Linked DNA regions of Homo sapiens: regions 2 and 3 are each linked to region 1. Evidence: chromatin loops called from intact Hi-C (ENCODE). Cell type or tissue: gastrocnemius medialis. All regions are shown on one strand. Each heading gives the region's core, and the rest is flanking DNA. Links, peaks and the distances in the headings are about the cores only. Region 1 has its middle 63 kb from the start of CYRIA. Region 2 overlaps CYRIA (CYFIP related Rac1 interactor A). Region 3 overlaps CYRIA (CYFIP related Rac1 interactor A).

Region 1 (6,275 bases), core at 877-5,876:
CCAGTCATCTCTGAAGCTCTGCATCTAGCATAGTGCTTGGCAGAGGGAAGACAGTGAAAGCTTACAGATGGAACGAATGAACGAGGTGGTTGATGATTCAGTGACACACGAGTCGTTGCATGCTATGTTAGTTTTTCTATAACCCCTCATGTGTTTGCAGCCTTTCAGAATACCTGACCTTTGCATTCTTTAACTTATCGTTACCATAGTGCTTCCCTAGAAGGCTAACAGTGACAGTATAATTATTCTCCTGTTATACACAAAAAACTCAAGTACTTGAGAGTAAAGTGGCATGACTGAGGTTGACATCAGCAGATGGAGGAGTTAGGACCAGTACCTAGGTAGTTTGACTCCAGAATGGGTTTTTTCCACTTCATCACATTTTATCTTTTCCAGCCAGTATGCATTCCCTTTCTGCCTTTGGGGATTGGTTCAATATTTCTTCTGTTGGAGCTGGGTGGGGGACACTCCAACAAATACCTAGCCCTTGCCTCTTCTGATTCTTCTGGAAGGAGTCCACTTTCCATGAGTGGAAAATCCAAAAGAAACTATTATTCTGGAGAGGCCCAGTGCCTGATCTCTCATGCTCTACATTTCCCAACTCTCTTCCGGAAGTTACACTCACCCCAGATGACTTCAGAGACTCTTTCCGAGGCTTAGAGCAATAGTAATTGGCAAGCACTGTAATTGCCAACAGTCATTGGCAAGATACTGTTTGGTATCCACCTTCTTAAAATGGAATATGAGAACATATATTATTCTATTTTTTTAAAGTCTTTTTCCTCTTCTCTTCCTCCTCCTTCTCATTCTCCTCTTCCTCCTTTTCCTCCTCTTCACCTTTCTACTCCGTCTTTATTCCTGTCTATTCCTTGCAGCATTTTAAAGCTCTTCACACACATATGGGCAATTCAATTTTTTTCGCTAAGTCACTTTTGCTTCATTATCATTAAAACTAATGTGTATTTTTTTCTGCAAAACTTTGCTAAAGTCCCTAGCTAGGATACAAAAAACCTGGGTTCTAGTCATTTTTTCTTAGTCACTGGCCTTGTGACTTCAGAAGAGTCACATAATCTTTCAGTTCTCTTATTAATCATGTTTCGTTTTCAATTATTTATTTTCACGATTGCCTTCCCTACTGGACAGTGAACAAGTAGAAGGTAAGGCCAATATTCTGTTCAAATATGTATTCTTAAGGCCTAACACAGTTTCCAGCAGATATTGGTTGAACTCAATGGCGCATTGAATGTCAGAGAGAGGATAGGAGGCAATTAACTGCAGAAAAGGTACACTGAGAAGCCCTTCTCACCTGTTGGGTGCTTTCCTTGATATTTGAGGAGGAAAGTAACAGGGTCAAAGGGGTGGGAGGTGTGGAGATGATGACAATGATGATGATGACAATGTGTGTGTGTGTGTGTGCAAGCACTCTCCTGTGCACACATATGTGATGTTTGTTCAGAATGGAGGACATAGAGTTGCTGGCAGCAAGGGAAGGAAGGGAGCCACGAGTGACAAAAACCCAGATAGTGGATCACTGAATATCGGGATTTGATGTAACCAGAGAAAATGGAGTCAAAATTCCCTGGCCCAATACCCAACAGAAACCTAGTCAAATACCCATGATCTTAGCACCACTGTGTGGCAAGAGCTGGGAGTCAAGAGTTCTTCTAACTCATTGGGTGACACAGGGAAAGCTGCCTCTACTTTAAGGTGACCTTTCAATTTCCAAGACAGCAGAAGACAATGAAGGTTGTCAGCTGAACTTTCGAGGATGCAAAAACACCCACGAGTTGTTGAGTGTGCCATGCTATTTTCTGGGAAAACAGAGGCTTACTAGGATTTGCTTGTTTTGGAATTGCTTCATATCAACATTGCCAAGGAAAAGGCCACACGCTGCCAGAAAGCCGAACTATGATTAGGATTGTTGGGCTAGGGATAAGAATTGCCCAGAAGATAGGATTTTTTTTTTCCAAAAGAAAGACTGTGAAATATATATGAAGGTGAAAATAGAGTGACCACATATGATTAGTGTGATTGGGACCAAGACATTATGGAGAAAGCAATTCTGCTTAAATATCTAAAAGCACAAGAGATACCACAAATAAATCCTAGGAGAGAACACAAGTCAGGAGATTGACATGGGTATGAGGAATATAGGAAAGTATTTTTACCAACATAAAGAGGAGTGTGGAATATATTTCCTAAGAATGCTTCATACATCCTATCCTCCTGATATGGTTTGGCTCTGTGTCTAAATCTCATCTCAAACTGCAATTCCCACATGTCAAGGGAGGGACCTGGTGGGAGGTGATTGAATTATGGGGGTGGTTTCTCTCATGCTGTTCTCGTGATAGTGAGTGAGTTCTCATGAGATCTGGTTGTTTGATAAGTGTCTGGTGCTTCTCCCCCTCACTTACTCTCCTGCCGCCTTGTGAAGAAGGTGCCTGCTTTCTCTTCTGCCATAACTGTAAGTTTCCTGAGGCCTCCCCAGCCATGCAGAACTGTGAGTCAATTAAACCTCCTTTGTTTATACATTACCCAGTCCCAGGTAGTATTTTTACAGAAGTGTGAAAATGGACTAACACACCTTCTTAGGAATAATTTTAACATTAAATTAATGTTCAAGATAATACAAATAGTAGTGTTTATATAAGAAAATATTTTGTGTAAAAAGACCCAGAATCTCAGCTTTGTGTATTCTGTAGCTGTCCCAATAACAATTTTCTTGTAATTAAGCAGCCAGCTGTTCACTGACTCTCAAATGCTTTTCCCATTACAATGGCCAGCATGAGAGGCTGAGACATACATCTCCATCCTTATGTAAGAATTTGGGGGCATTTCAACAACTCAGCTGACTGTGTTTCATCTTCTCAAAGTACTTCTGTTTTGATCATTTTTTCTTATGAAATAGGGAAAATAAAACAAGAAAAACCAAAACCACAATTCCTATGAGTTTCATACCTTGTAAGTGTGTAATAACACTGCCAATACTCTCTGTGAGCATCAAGGTAACTTTTCCATAAAACATCAGGTTTTGTTTGTTTTTCTTAAACTTAAGAAAACAGGTTAAGAAGCATGTTTTCTCCTGTCATGATTTTGCAACGTTAAAGGCAACAGAGGGGTCTGTTTCCTGCATGTTTACTTACTGCAGAGCACGGGATTGTTCTGCACGTAGTACTCCGCCAGTTGTCTGGGCATCATTTCATCCTTCTTGACTATGTCTCATCAGGTTTCTCTCTGAGTTGATGATCTATTTTAAGAGTCACTGTTTCACTCTGCTACATCTGAGGAAACACTGTAGAACAATGCAAAACTAAATACTGGTTCTACATTATTGCAGGGGAGAGACTTTTGGCATATGTAGCCACCTTTCTCATAACATAAAAGAGCTATAAACATCAAAGCCCAAATAGATCTGAGACCACCTGTAGCCCAAACTAAGGAGAGAAATTTAGCCCAGAGCATCTTTAGTTTGAACACAAGTGAATATGATTCCTGGGCAGAATGTCTAGAAGAAAAATAAATGGGCACTGCATCTTTCTTTGTCTATAGAATGAGGTAATAAGATGTCAGATGAGAAGTGATCATGGTTTGGGACAACTGGTAAATTGGAGAAATTTGCTTTCAAAGGCACTAGCCTGCATATTCCCTGCACAGTGTCTCAGGCTCTCTGAAAGGCAGTTGATGACTTAGACGCTTGAAGAAATTAGTGTTAGTCATTTTCCACTAGAAAGACTATGTCATGGCGTGCTCTCTCCTCATCTTCCTTTCTCATTGGACCCATTTCTTCTTCCTTCTTGAAGTCATCATATGACGTGGACTCCATATCTGACAAGCACCAGTGATCACAGAATGAAAGTTCTGCCTCTCTGCCTGCAACTTCACAGTGCAGAGAGGGTCAACCCGAATGTTTGTACTCAACAGTTCTTGACTTTCATTTTCTAAGTTCATCATCACTTTTTAAGCTTTCGGGAGTCCTGGGTTTTAACTGTTTGCAGGAATTCTGGTTTCTAATTACTGTGAATGATACCTGACAATTTCCTTGGCCACAATTTCTCTGTCTGAATTTTAAACATCAAAAAATATACTGCACTTAATAGCCAAAAACACATTTTAAGTAAAAAAGTTTAATATACTCATGATGATGATAATTTTCCAACCATAGAGAAAATGGTTTCATACACTTGTTTTTGCTGAAATGCTGGCAGTGTGTGTCTATTGAGGCATTCATCTCCTTCCTACCCAAGAGACTCTTCCCATTGCCTCTAGGTTGAGGCTCACATCCCATCCTCCAGCAAGAGAGTGCTGCAAGGCCGTTCAGAATAGAGATTTATGTGTGCTTCACTTAAAATGAATCTCATCCCTGTCACCCACATAAAATATGATATCTCAGGCCATCACCGAGAGGAAATTCCAAGTCAGCTAAATGCCTTCCTGATCGTGACATGAGCATGAACAAGGCTCTAAACCAGCTCCGGCGCCTGCCTCACTTTCTAGCCTTGCCTCTGCCAGGCCCCCAGTGTACCCCACGCCTCAGACAGACACAGTCACTTGTGCTTTTCCACTGTCCATGCTCTGAATTGCCTCTGAGCAGGCATCCCCTTGATCTAGAGATCTTCCATTCATTCTTCAAAAAAAAGGCATCTTGTCCTCTGGGAAACTGAAACACTACTTTGCTGCTGTAAGGATGAGATTACCATCATTTTTTTTTTTTTTTGGCACTACTGGCATTCATTTTTCTCCTATTCTCTCTATTATTTTTTAGAAGCATTTAAAAACTTACAAATGAGTGTGCGTAATATAGCCATATACTTTAATGAATAATAATAAAATGAACACCCAGATACCTACCACCTGGCTTGATTGTCAACTTTTTGAAAACATTGTGTGCCTTTCTCTGACCCATTCCCTTCCCCTCCCTAGGGAAAAAATTCAGATCACCACGTTCCTGAATTTTTGAATTATCTTTTTTATTTCTGTAGAATTTGACCACATTTGCAATCATATGTAAACAACACATTACAGTTTTACCTATATTTAAACTTTCTGTACATTGAATCAAATGACTTACAATTCGTATTCTTCTGATTTGCTTTTTTCACTCAACGTTATATCTTCGAGATCCATCCATGATGATGCGTAAGACCAATGTCCATGAGTTCCTTCGTTGTTATATAGGGTTCCACTGTATAAATCATCACAATTTATGTATCCATTCTCCTGATGATAGAGTATTATTTTTTGTTCTTGTAAGAAATTCTCATAAACATTTTTGAACATTTCTCTTAGTGTAGATTGCAAGTTAAAAATATAGTTTTTAAACTATATACTTAGAAATGACAGTGTTGTGTCAAAAATGCAAATTTCATTCCTTTAGGCAATGCAAAATTGTTTTCAAAAGCCATTATACCAATTTATCCTTCCTTTACTACCATTTGTAGTTTCCAAGTTTTTTGTCTTTCCTTTATTCTTTCATTCTTCTTCTTTTCTTTTTTTTTTAGATGGAGTCTCTCTCTGTCACCTAGGCTGGAGTACAGTGGCATGACCTCAGCTCACTGCAACCTGCACCTCCCCAGTTCAAGTGATTCTCCTGCCTCAGCCTCCTGAGTAGCTGGGATTACAGGTGCCCACCACCATGCCCAGCTAATTTTTGTATTTTTAGTAGAGACAGGGTTTTGCCACGTTGGCCATGCTGGTCTCGAACTCCTGGCCTCAAGCAATCCACCCTCCTTGGCATTCCAAAGTGTTGGGATTACAGGTGTGAGCCACCACGCCCTATCTTTTTTCTTTCTTGACTTCTTTTGGATTGATTTATATCTCTCTTTCATACTTTAATTTTCTTCAACTATTGTGGAAGTTACATACACACACACACACACACACACACACACACACACACGCACAAGTTAAATTCTGAACTTGGTCAGTATCTTTAACTTCTTCTAAACAGTATGAAAATTTTATGACACATTAACTCTGATCATCTCAATTCTAAATAATTTGCTAATGTTGTCCTGAATTTTGGCTCTTTCTTGTTTATTTAGGTGTATGAATTTACTAAACATATTATAATAGTTTAATGCAATAGATATTTTTACATTTACTCACATTTTTAACATTTTCTTTGTTTACTATTCCATTTGTAGTCTTCAACTTTCCTTCTGAAATTATTGTACCTCTTCCTTTTTTCTTAAAGCAGTGATTTGACTTCAGTCTTTCTTCTTTCTCCTCTGGTGATTCTAATTAGACATATTAATACCTTCTCAGTTTATTGTTCA
Region 2 (6,275 bases), core at 532-5,531, 90 kb before region 1:
GAGCAGATTAATGGGGATAATTTCGCCCTTCCTGGTCTATAAATGACAACTCACTCAGATGCACTGAATGCCAGAGCTGGAAGCCACCTGGGCAACTCTCTGCCCAGCCCCTTGCTTTGTGAATGAGGAGCTCATGGTCCAGGATAGGAGGCCAACTGCCCCAGGCCCGGTCCCGAGTTTCTTACTGACTTTCAGCTAAATGCAGCTTTCTTGGTGTCCAGTGCTGAGTCACCTATCTATTCAGAGAAAATGTTTTTGTTGAGGTCTCTACACTCCCTCTGCAAGGCTTACTCAGAACTCCGGACAAGCTGGTTACAATCCATCTGGGACCTAGGGCCACAGGTTGGAAGTAGGACAACTTCAGGGAAAGAAATTACCCCTGCCTGGGCAACGTAGTAAGATCCTATCTCTCCCCCAACCCCTTGCCAAAAAAAAAAATAAGAAAGAAATACAAAACATTAGCTGGGCATGGTGGCATGCGCCTGTAGTTCCAGCTACTAGGAAGGCTGAGGTGGCAGAATCACCTGAGCCTGGGAAGTTGAGGCTGCAGTGAGCCATGATCATGCCTCTGTACTCCAGCCTGGGTGACAGAGCAAGACCCCATTTCAAACAACAAAAAATAGAAAAGAAATTTCCAAAACCCCCACACACCAGGAGCTGGCTATCTCCTGGGCTGAGTTTGGCCCCTTTCATCACTCCTCTGTCATTCATTCCTCACATCCACATCCCAGCACAGTGGATCTTGTGATGCCCAGGCTGAGTGAGATAAAGAAATCTGTTTGGCCAAACAGCTAATGGATTTCTTTGATTGCAGTGCTCATCAAACTCTTTTCTTTTTAACTTAAAAGTTGTAATATCTAAAGCAGCAACAAGATGACTTCTAGGGACTGAGTGTTTGTATCCCCCTAAATTCATAGGTTGGAGCCTAAATTCCCAATGTAATGGTATTTGGAGGTGAGGGAAGATTCTTTGGGAAGAATCAGGTCATGAGGATGGAGCTTTGTGAATAAGATTAGTGGCCTTCTCAAAAGAGACACAACAGAGATGATGTTTTTCTCTCTTCACCATATGAGGATGCAATGAGGAAACAGCCATCTGCAAGCCAGGAAGCCAGCCCTCACCAGACACCAGGTCTGCCCACATCTTGATCTTGGACTTCACAGCCTCCAGAACCGTGAGAAATGTATTTCTGTTATTTAAGTACTCCAGTCTATGTAATCTGTTACAGTATCCTGAACTGACTAAGCCAATGACTTCTTCAGTAATGACAAAATAATTTTGCCACATATTATTAATTAACAAACCCCTAATATATTGGATTGCAAACTTGAATTTTTTTATGCTAATAATGGCAAATACTTATGCATATGATTTATGTACCTTTCATTATACAAAATAATCTCTCATTAACAAAATAGCTTCAAGTAGCATCTACCACTCTCATTTTACTGATGCAGAGACAAAGGTCCAGAGTGCTCAGGTGAATTTTCTGACATCACACAGCCAGTCAATGGCAGAAGGGTGTCTGATCCTGAACTCTGTGTCCTTCACCAGGGACTGTGTCCACTTAGGGACCAATCAGATGCCACAGACCCTGGAAATCAGTATGTTTCATTAACATGTCTGCTAAGTGTGGTGCTGAGGGCCTGGGTAACGGGGGGTGATGGGTGGGGTGGCAGTTGTGACCTCATCTTGGGGTTTGGAAGGAGCCACACACCTGAATAGCACACAGTTACCGAAGCCTACCTGTTAGGTAAAGCCTTTGAGGTTCATTCAGACAGAGGAGCAGTAAGAAGGAGAAGGAATCTCACTGGAGCCCACCCTGCAGGCTGTTACTGGTTTCCTGAATTTCTTCCACCCCTGGGGATGAAGATTCAGAGAACAAGGTATGGTACCTCCATCTTGTTTGCTAACAGCCCGTAAGCTTCCAGGAAATATAAACACAGGAAATGACGATTAAGTACAGTGTGGCAGTTGCACAGGCTGGTGTGGAAGCATCCGTGGTGGGCACCGGACTCCACCTGTGTGATGGGATCTGGCCGGGAAAAGCTTCCTGGAGGGGCTGGGGCCTAATCAGAGTGTGAATTCCATGCACCACTAAGGGATGCTGTGAGGATGTGAAGTAGGAATAGGGTGTTCAGGCACAGAGCACGGGCCTTGAAAATGAACAAGTGACAAACCTCCTCATGTGAGGAACTCTGCATGAAGGGGTGTGGCTGGAGCATAAGAAATTGATGGGTTGGACTGGGAGGGAGGCTTGCACCGCACATGAGGCAGGGGCTGGGCGGACCACAGAGGGCCTAGCAAATACTTGTAAAGGAATCTGCATTTTGAACGTAGGGTTTTACCTTTTATTATTTTGCAGAGACAGGGTGCTATTGTCAGGTTTGTATTTTATATCGTGTGAGTGTGGAGTGTTGTGTGTGTAGATCTATATCTGTATCTATGTAATATCACTACTCTGGCAGTAGTGCCCTTACTCAAGTGACTTCACCAAGCCTTCAATTATTTTCTCTCTAAAATGGGAAAAACATGATGTGCCCTCCATATCTCAAAAGTGTTATAAGAATAAAGTGAGATAATTAATAAATAATTATTAAAGATTAAGAAAACGACAAACTTACATAAATAATTATATCTGGATTCTCTCAAGGCTGCATACAGAAAATCTCAGAACTTTAAAATATCCACTTCAAAAGAATAAATTGGGAGGGAGAGTATGAAGCATGGAGCGGAGAAAGCCACTTCCTGCAGCTGTCGCTGTTACTGTCTGGAAGGCCCTGCCCAGCAATGCACTCTGGTAATCGCTCGTCCTCGTCTCCCATGTTCTGGGCTAACTTTCTGATCCATCCAATAGCGGTAAGGAAGCAAAATACCAAGACCCTCAAACCCACCTTTCTTATTTCGCCAATGAATGTATGTTTCCAATTTTAGATAAAAGAATGACTTTCACAAAGCTCTTCCTGAATCTTAGAGAATAATAAATAGATAGGCAAAGAATATCTGATATTCAGATGAAATGGCAAGGTCTTTGTCTTACACGATGGGCACAGAAATGCCCAGTTGATTTCAGTTTCCCTCTTTCAATCTGCCCTCACCCTGGATGTATTTGACTCCAGCTAAAAGAAGGCAAGACCAGTGGAAGCAGCCTGCTGCCTAAGTACCTGCAGTGTGGGGCAGTCTGTGGAGGATAAAAGCCTCTTTCAGGAAGGAATGGTTTCCAACCACTGCACAATTACCTTTATTAGCATAACGTCCCATTGTGCATTTTGCAAAACACTTTCCCATTCCATCTCAGGAAGACTGCAGTGACAGAAATTGCTGCCACTGGGGGGAAGAGCGTGTCTGTAAAATTTAAACCATTGGGCATTTGTTCAAGACTCCTGGGAAATGATATCCCTTGATATATAATTCATAATAGCCTTAAAGCTTGCCCTACTTCTGACACATAGATGATATATTTTGGATAAGTCAGAGAGGGAGGAGGGAGAAAAATTACTTTCGAATGGCTCTGCTGTTCTTTGCCTTTTGAGTAAAGCCTGACAATATTTTGGACCACTCTTTTCCACCATAAGGGCTTCCCTTTAAGAGCTTTTTTATTTTATTTTTTATCTTTTAAATTGAAGAGGCAGCATATCATCCAGTTTCAGTTTTATCTTCTGTAACACCGGATAAAAGATGAGGCTGAATCCATCTGTTAGCACATACAGGCTGCAAACTGTGTGAATGCAGGCACACCCGCATGCATGCGCCTGCACGCACACACACACATCCTTGCAAAAAGGGGGAAAAATCCACACTTTTAAAAAATTTATCATCAGCAATCCTACCAATGCCGACTAGATAGCAGCACTTTTATCCTTTTATGGGCAGATTCAGGAGGAAGCCAGCCTCGCCCCCACAGAGGCTCTTCCCCCTGCACTGCCATAGGAATTGGGATGCTGGGACTGGCAGCAGGCCAGCCCCTCCCCCACAGCGCTAGGGTTCTAGCCTCCTGAAATCAGTGATGATACCATTGGGGGCCATAGCCTGCCATGCCCCAGCTGGCCCTGGCTGGGGACTGGGAGAACCACAAGGCATTGAGAGGGCTTCCATCTTCTGGCACAATTGGCCAAGCGACTAGGCTGGTTTTCTAGGGAAAATGGGCAGGCAGCCTGCCTAGATTTATGGAGGCAGAGTGGAGAGCCCCATCTGGTTGCTTGGCCTTTCCTCTGGTGCTGCTGGTTGGGTGGCACTGTGTATCGCCCTCTCTGGGCCTCCAGAGCTGCTTTTGCTCAAAATTACTGGTGATGCTGCAGGCACTGGATCAGATCAGGTGCAACAGAAGATCAGAGATTGGAGGCCAGAGATGACCTGGATGCGTCAGCTCTCACCTTTTTAGGTGGACACAGTGCAGGTAGAGAGTCCTGAAATGCACAGGGTTCTTTTGTTTCCTAAACACAGAAACTATGTTAATCACAGAGTTCCAAAAATAAGCAGCTTCATTTCATTAACGAGGTGAAGCTTGAGCACACATGGGCTTGGAAGAGGATGGGGTGGGGGTGGGGATGACAAGCACAAGGGACAGCCGAGGCCACTGACCTCAAAAGGCTGACGAGTTTCTCAGGGAGGGCCCAGGGACCCAGATCCACACCATGTGCCTATCCCTCTGGAGTGCTGAGCCCGTGAACTCTGATCCTACAGTGCCTCACATCCGCCCCCTCCTCTGCTCCCACTTCTGTTGCCCTAATTTAGGCCCTTATTATCTTTCTCCTGGACAGTTCTGCACACACAGCCAGATGACTCTTCCCAAAGCAGCACGGCTATTATTGCATCACTCTATGGCTCAAAAACCTTTAATGATTCCTCCACTGACTAAGAAATAAAGCCCAGCTTCTATTTTCTAAGGCCCTCTTCATTGAGTCCCTGGCCCAAATCCTAGCCTCATTCTCCGCTCTTCCTTCTCCTCCGTATGCCACGCCTTCAGCCCAGGGTCCCCTTTCCAGCCTTCCCACCTGCATGCCCTTACTCCTATATGCCCCTTTTTCTAAAATATTCTTCTTTCTCCTCCATTTGTTTAATTCTAAATCCTATCCAGCATTCAAGGCCGAATTTAAAGGCCACTTCAGCCATGGACTCAACCTTGACTCCCAGAGAAAATTTCTTTGTCCTCTGAACTCTCATAATTTTACTATCCCTCAATCCCTTTCTTTTGCTGTAACAGATTCTAGACACCTTGCTTTTCTCCTTAGGCTGTAAGACATCTGAGGGTAGAAAAATACCAAGTTTAACTTTGCATACTCATTCCATCTAGCACATGGGAGGTGCTCACCAATGTTGCATAAGCACACAAGTGAGCGTGCCTGCAGGATGGCAGACAGAAAAATGTTTTGCAGGAGATGCAGCAACATAAGCAGATCATGCCATGATGGCATGCAAAGGAGGCAGGCTGGGTGGGCTGGGGGTGAGAGCAGAGGACATGGTGATCTCCACGATGCTGAAGCCAATGGTCAACTCTCTCTTCATCTTTATTAAACCCATTAGCAATAATTGACACAATTGAGTTATCATCCCTTTTAGAAAGACTTTATTTACTTGATCTCTAGGAGGTCAGGGTCTCTTAATTTTCCTTCTAGTCAATGTGTGCTCCTTTTCAGTCTCTTTGGTTGCCTCTTTCTCTTTTTCTAAATTCTTAATATTGGCACTTCCCAGGACTTGGCCCTTCAGCCTCTCTACTTTATCAGGACTCACTCCTTTGGTGATCTTGCCTTAGTTTCACACCTTCAAATATCATCTCTATTTTGATAAATACCATATTTATATTTCCAGCTTTGACCTCTCCCTTGCCAGCAATAACCAGCAGTCTACTCAGAAGCTACACTCCAATGCCTAACTCAAACTCAGCGTGGCCCAAAACAGAACTCTTCCTCTTTCCTCCCAATCCTGCTCTACCCACATTATTTCTCATGTCAGCTAATGACAATTCCATCCTTCTAGTTGCTAGGACAAAAACAGTGAGTCATCTGAGCCTCCTCTTTATTTCACGCCCCAAATTCAATCTTTCAGAAAATTCTTTTGCCTTTACCTTGAAAATATATCCAGCGTCCCTGCATACCTTCCATACTAGTCCATCAAGAACACGCTGCCGCCAGGGTCCCCCAGTTCCACCCCTGACACCCTGTTGTTTTCTTGCCATAGAGTGGCCAGAGTGATGCCACTAAAATGTGAGTCCCACTGGGACCCTCCGCTAGAACACGCTCTCCAGCAGCACCCTTCATCAGACTCAGGGTGGACCC
Region 3 (6,275 bases), core at 424-5,423, 72 kb before region 1:
GGTTCAACAAGGAGTGTTTCTGTTCCAGGGCAAGGCAAAACCCCAAGCGCTCTATAAAACTGCAGCCTGTGAATCACTGATTCACCAAGCAAGCCAAAATGTTTGCATCTCTCCGAGTCTTGGTTTTGCTCTCTATAAAATAAAAAGCACAACTTCTTCTTCCATCGAATGACACATCTGGAAGTATCCAGAAAACTGTCTGGCACTTTGGGAATACATGGTCAAAGTTTGTTAAGTAGAAATACCATATACTATTTGCATGAAATTTACATTAAGGTAGGGCGTGCCATGGGACTCCATTCTGGAAAAAGGCAAAGAAATCAAGCTATGATCATATTTTCTGAGGCTTAAGAGACTCCAGTCATGGCAGGAAAAAGGATTTTATTTTCTTTAAAAAAAAATAAAATTGTGGCCTGGAAGCAGTGCGAGCTGTGTGGTATGGAAACGTGTAGAAGTTTTAGAGCCAGGCCGACTTCAACCAAATCCTGGTGCCCCATTTTCAGCCCTTTTCAGTCCTATGTCTTAAAGCAAATTTTAAAAAAAACCTTCTTAGCTTCATTGTCTTTATCTTTAAAAAAGAAATGAAAATATCACCTTAGAAGGTGTCTGTGGGATGAAAAAATGTATACAAAAATACTATCCAAATAGTTAGAATTAATAGGTGCTAAATGTATACTGAATAGCATAATTCACTGTTGTTAACATAATTAAAAATTTGGGAATACTATGAAAAATTAAGGGTCATGACTGGACTGGGCAAGCTATAAGTCACTGGTTAGAAAAAAATAACTCACATTCATATACCACAAATAGTGATCACACTGTAGCTATTTTAGTTTCTATGAGCTACTCAATCTATTTCCTGAATCTGAGGTTTAACAGATAAATTTACACAACCTATGACCTTACTAGCAGGTTGAGCATGTAGTGTGAAAGGGAGAAAGAGGGACGAGGCCTTGACACACAGATGTTTTAAAGGGAGAAAAAACAGGAGATATGCACTTAGCACTCCATCCACACCCGTACAAGCTCACTCGCTCGCCCCAAGTGATGAAAGAGGAAACCCCAATTCAGACCCATGGGGAAGAGGGCTCTTTGCTTCAGTAATTGCAGGCCAGAGCTGAACAATCTCCTCTTCCATCTTGAGAATGCCTCTGGGCTTGGGGTGTGGGGCCTAGTGTGTGGGCTTGCCTCACCAACCCAGGAATGGCTTTAGACTTCATCTAGTCAAACATACTTGTTAAAAATGGAGGAACTGAGGCTCAGGGAGGGGAGGAGGCTTACAACAAGTTAGGCAGAAGGTCAGTGGCAGAGCTAGGCTTATACCCAGGGGACTCCTTGGACAGTGCTCACTCCACTGCCCACATGGTCTTCCTGATCCTCCGCAGTTTGGTAAGCAAAACTGCAACAATATTTCACATTCTCTTCTGTTCGTTCTCCCTCACATCCAGTGTCTCAACTCTGCTAAGCCCTGCTTGGGCTTGACCCTAAAGAACTTGAACCTGAAGGAGTTGTAAATGTGCGGCAACTGGAGCACGGCCTGATCACGCAGGGGCTCAGACAGCTGCAGCACAGCTTCTCCTGCTCCCTCCCTTTCTTTTCTCTTTCATAATCTTTTTCCTACTTTCCCCAACTGACTATTACATAAAATTGAATGCATTCTTGGTCTTTTTTTTTTAAACCTGAATTGGGTTTTTCTTTCACTTATTTTTATTTCTAAAGTCGCATATGCAAATGATTTGGGTGTTTTAAAAATGTGTAGCATAAGATTTACAGGGTTCTATGTTTCTGAAGCAGCAGAATTGGATATTTCTCCCTAAGAAATGTAATTCAGTTGCTTTCTGCCAGTTAATGTCAGAATTGCCTTTCTTGGTGGTTACCGGTCCTTGAAAGACAAAAGGTCCCTTGGCTTGCAGGGGCATCTGAGTAGTCAGTTCCACCTGTGAGCTACACAAAGGCCAGGGCAGAGCCTTGTCCAGAGAGTGCCTGGCAGATTCCTGCCCTCTGCAGCTCTTCCTTGGAATGAAAAGGATTCCCCCAATGCACATGTACACGCTTACACATACACCTGTACACATCCACATATTCACCCCCACACACCCACTCACAAACTGCACACACACATACCCACACTCACACATACCTATACACACACAGCTATACACATCCACATATCCACACCCACACACCCACTCACAAGCCACACATAAACACACATATATTCCAACCACACACATCCATTCAAACCACACACATCATACTTATACACTCACAAGTCCAGGCCTCTCTAGTTTCTAAGGGCCAGCCATCCCCAGAGGCACCCTATTCTCCATGTGCGCTGATGTGAACCATATTTACAGCTCCCTAGTGGCTCCAATAGTCTATGCAAACCAAAGGCCTTCAGGATCCTGGAAGTTAAGGTCACTCCTCCGTGGTGGAAGCTACATGGCTATCACTGGTTGTGAGTGGGTGAGACCCTCCTCCAGAAGGACACAGTGGGTCCTCAGAGAGGAGGAGCTGCTGATTTTTAAACATCATCAGATTCTGAAAGAAATGTTAATCTTTTGATCTGGAAAATGTCAGAATTATGATGCATTAATAATAAACTCAAAAGACAAAGACATAAAGAAAGAGAAAACAGGAGAGAAATGCAGAGCAATTGCTGGAATGGCCGTTGCCATTAGGGCCACTGCCAATGGCCATGCTTGGTCAAGCAGCCAGTGAGACCTCGTGAGCGTCAGTGGCGTGAATGGCAGTCGAGTCACCAGGGCCAAAATACATCTGAGGCAACCAGCCAAAGGCACAGAAACACTAGAGCTGTGGAAGAAGTAAAGGAAGACCCGAGAGGGAACCCAGCAGAGAGCACAGGGAAACTTTCTACATCCCTCCAGAGGTCAGCCTGGGGCTGGCAGAAGTTACCAGTACAGCCAGACAGACAGCTCAGTGCTTCCCACTCTCCTCCTCTTTTGACGTCCTAGCCTCCATGTCTTAATTCTCAGAGAGACAAAGGAAGAAGTCATTTACTTAGAAACTCAGTTCCTAGGGGCCAAGGAAGAGAAGTGACAAGCTCAAGCTCACTTTACAACCAAAGAACAGACCCAAAATAAGAACCAAAATGTTCTCACGCTCGGCTGAGGCTTTTCACTTCCCCATGCTCACTCTTTCAGCCCTGGCTCTTCCTCACATGGGCAAAATGATGAGTAAGATTTAAAAATTCCCTCTGCCATCCCCCTCCAAGGCCAAAACCAAAACTTAATTATAAGCCACACTCAATAAAAAATTCCCAGCTTATTTTTACTTCTCAGGAAATTTTTTTTAAAATGACTTTGTCCCAGTGAAATTTGAGAGCCCATGTTTTTTGATGTTTTTTGTTGTTTTTTTTTTTTTGGCTGTTGTTTTGTTTTTGTGCCAAGCATGGTCATTTAATTCAGTTAATTGAGAAAATATAAAAATGGCCACTAATGCTTTTGATAAGCATGAGATGGGCCATGTCACCATACCCTCTAATATCCAAAGGTAGGATATTCACTTGTGTCATCTGGACTTTGCCGACACAGTCAGTTCTTTTAGGCTTTCTGCAAGATCCACAAAACCTTCTTTGAGACTCTTTGCTCAGATGTGCTTCCAAATTCAGAAATGTCTTTTAGAAAGGTAAAGAGTGCATAAGCCATGTATTACATACATGCCCAGCAGGGTCTGGGACACTTATCTTTCTGCTGAAAACCTCATTCATCTTGAGTGTAATACATAAAAGTTATAGAGTCTCTGGGCCAGCTTTTGCTTTCAAATGCATGATGAAATAAACTTCCCATTTTCAGAGCTTTTTGGATTTTGGACTTAAAAATAAGCGAATGTGTATGTGTCAAAAAATAGCTTATGACCCCATTTATTAATTCTGAAGGTATTCAAGGACCTGGATTTAAAACTGCAAGACTCCAGAAAAAAAATACATGTTTAAAAAATAAGAAAAAGACTTAGGATAAGGAGATTGATCATATAGTGCATGTACAGTGCTTGATGCTGATGAGAATCATTATCCTTGTTACAATCTAGGAAATAATGTGGCTAGGTTCACTTCAGGCATAAATTGAAAGCTCGAAAGCTAGAAACAGAAGTCTAGAGGGGTTGACTATGTGGGGCTTTTTCAGGGACAATTCAGGAATGTGTTGTCAGAGAAAGGACAAGTTTCACGTCATTTCCCACCCAGAGAAACAAATAAAGAGGAACCTAGAGGACGTAGCAAAAACTTTACAAACAAATTTTATTCAAAGGTCAGGCCAGAAGGAAGATGGATGTATATTTAATTCACATATTCCTCACAATATTCCTGAGACACAAACATTATTAACTTTAGTTCACAAACTGGAAAACTTAGCAAGCTTAAGGAATTTGCCCAAGGAAAGGGCCAAGATTCCATCCAACCCAGGTCTGTTTGCTTCCAAACACTTGCTCCAGAACTTCAAGGAGCAGATGTCACTTGTCTGGATTTCAGAGAGCTGTGGTAGCTGAGTTCTTGTCTCAGCCTTGGAAAAGCCACTGGTCTCAGTTTCTCTTTCTTCCTCTTTTCCTGTCTTTCCCTTTCTTTCCTTTCCTTTTTTTCTTTTCTTTTCCTTCCACCCTTCCTTTTCTCTTCCTTTTCTTTTCTCTTCATTCCATCCATCTACCTAGCTATCTAATCCCCCAGTTTCTGTGGAATAGAGGAGAAAGAGCAGGGGTGTTCATCAGCATGCATGCCTGTCACTCTGTAAGCTGAGAACATAGTTATCTTGTGTTCCTTCCCATGACTGCAAGCTGTACCAAGGAAGGGCCTGAGAAGTAAGTTGGATACCACCTGCCTCAACTGGGAGCGATCCACAGCTCAACAAGGCCATATACTGCACTCAGTGCAGGCTCAGCTCATTATTTCTGTGTGGCATCCTCCGTGGAGGTGGGCTGAGCAAAGGACACCCTGAAGGACGTCAGCCAAACACAGACACACCAGTCACAGGGAAGCACTTGAAACACAAGCTATATTTCATTCAGTTCTAAGGTATGGAGGCTCCTCTGGCTAGCAGAAACTCACCAGCTCTTTGAGATGAGTGTTCTACCCAAGACACATGCTAATTAACTCCATGCTCCTCACATATGCACAGCTCTTGTTTATAGTGTGGGTGATACAGAGAGATCAGGCTTTGAAGGCACACAGATGTGGTTTCAGATACCAGCTATGCCACTTTTCTAATGAGGTGACATTCTGCAAATTCCTTAACACCTCTGGACTTCCATTCGCCCATCCATAAAATGGGGATAATATCTGTTTCAAACGTTCTTCAGAAGATTGCTAAAAGTGGGTACAAAATGTTTATCATTGTCCTGCTGACAATACCCTACATGGCTCAGTAGGAACACAAGACTCAGGAGATCGACAGCTTGTCAAAGCCCAGGCTGCTTGTAAGTGGGCAGCGTGACTACAAGACCCCGGGTCTTCTTGGACTCTCCACTTGCTCTTGCCCCAACCACAGCATGAAGCTTCTCACATGAGGTGACTGGGAGCCAGCCTCATCACCGTGGCTGGAAAGGCCTGCATCTGGTTGCCAATGCGAATGAGAGAACTTGAAGAGTGTTGGGATAAGAGCTTGTCACTCATTGTTCCTCATGATCGAAAAATGATTGTGCATTTAATTTTGAAACTCAGGAATCATCAAACCAAATAATGATTTTTAAAAAGCAACATTAACTTAAAACAGAAGAGCACATTGCAGTAACCAAGGCATCTGTGAGGTCAACCTTCTTCTGCATTCACTGTGGTGAAGGCTCTGGAATATGGGAGTAAGCTGGTCCCTCTGTGCCACTCCTGTGTCTCTGCTTGTCTCTTCCCACTGTCATCAGCCTTTTATCAGGATGCTCAGCCAGAAAGTGGCTCCCTTTCTGGGAAGGAAAACAGGGCTTCTCGCCTCCTTGAGAGGATTCCTTGAAAACACACTTGGTTCTCTGCATCCCAGCTCTCTCTTGGCAACCCTGCTAACTAAAACGGCTAGGTTTTGCCTCTTCACCTGTCACTAGAGGAAATGAGTCCAAGAGCTTATTAGAATCATCAGGCTAGATGTGGAAAGGCACTTTCAAGTCATCAAATCCAGTCTTCCCATTTCACCAACAGTGAAACTGAAGCACAGAGATCTGCTCTTCCCTTACGAGGAAGTAAGGACTGCAGCTGACAGCTGAGCTTAGGTGGGCAGCCTTCCAGGACAAGCGTGTTTCTGTTTCGTGCTCCCTCTCTATGCAACATCAGGTGTAAT

The links. Peaks named below come from ENCODE experiments on the same cell type or tissue, not always from the same donor. Only the 100,000 strongest peaks of a DNase experiment are listed, where the experiment ranks them.
Region 2: it touches region 1 in a loop (4-fold over the local background); 5 of 110 quality-filtered maps call a loop at or near these places.
Region 3: a loop joins it to region 1, with 7 times the contacts of the local background. A loop is called at or near these places in 13 of 110 quality-filtered maps.

Annotation. Positions count from the first base shown.
Region 1 is chr2:16,725,716-16,731,990 of GRCh38, forward strand. No RefSeq gene overlaps it. Among named protein-coding and RNA genes, the nearest start is that of CYRIA, 63 kb to the left of the region's middle. In gastrocnemius medialis, for the core only: no CTCF peak of the experiment used is centred there; a DNase peak (open chromatin) is centred at 3,166; H3K27ac peaks cover 1,077 bases.
Region 2 is chr2:16,636,369-16,642,643 of GRCh38, forward strand. The region is part of intron 1 of CYRIA (CYFIP related Rac1 interactor A); the gene reads right to left. Among named protein-coding and RNA genes, the nearest start is that of CYRIA, 26 kb to the right of the region's middle. In gastrocnemius medialis, for the core only: a CTCF peak has its summit at 3,279; no DNase peak of the experiment used is centred there; H3K27ac peaks cover 2,608 bases.
Region 3 is chr2:16,654,107-16,660,381 of GRCh38, forward strand. All of the region lies in intron 1 of CYRIA (CYFIP related Rac1 interactor A), which reads right to left. Among named protein-coding and RNA genes, the nearest start is that of CYRIA, 8.6 kb to the right of the region's middle. In gastrocnemius medialis, for the core only: no CTCF peak of the experiment used is centred there; a DNase peak (open chromatin) is centred at 2,805; H3K4me3 peaks cover 647 bases; H3K27ac peaks cover 5,000 bases.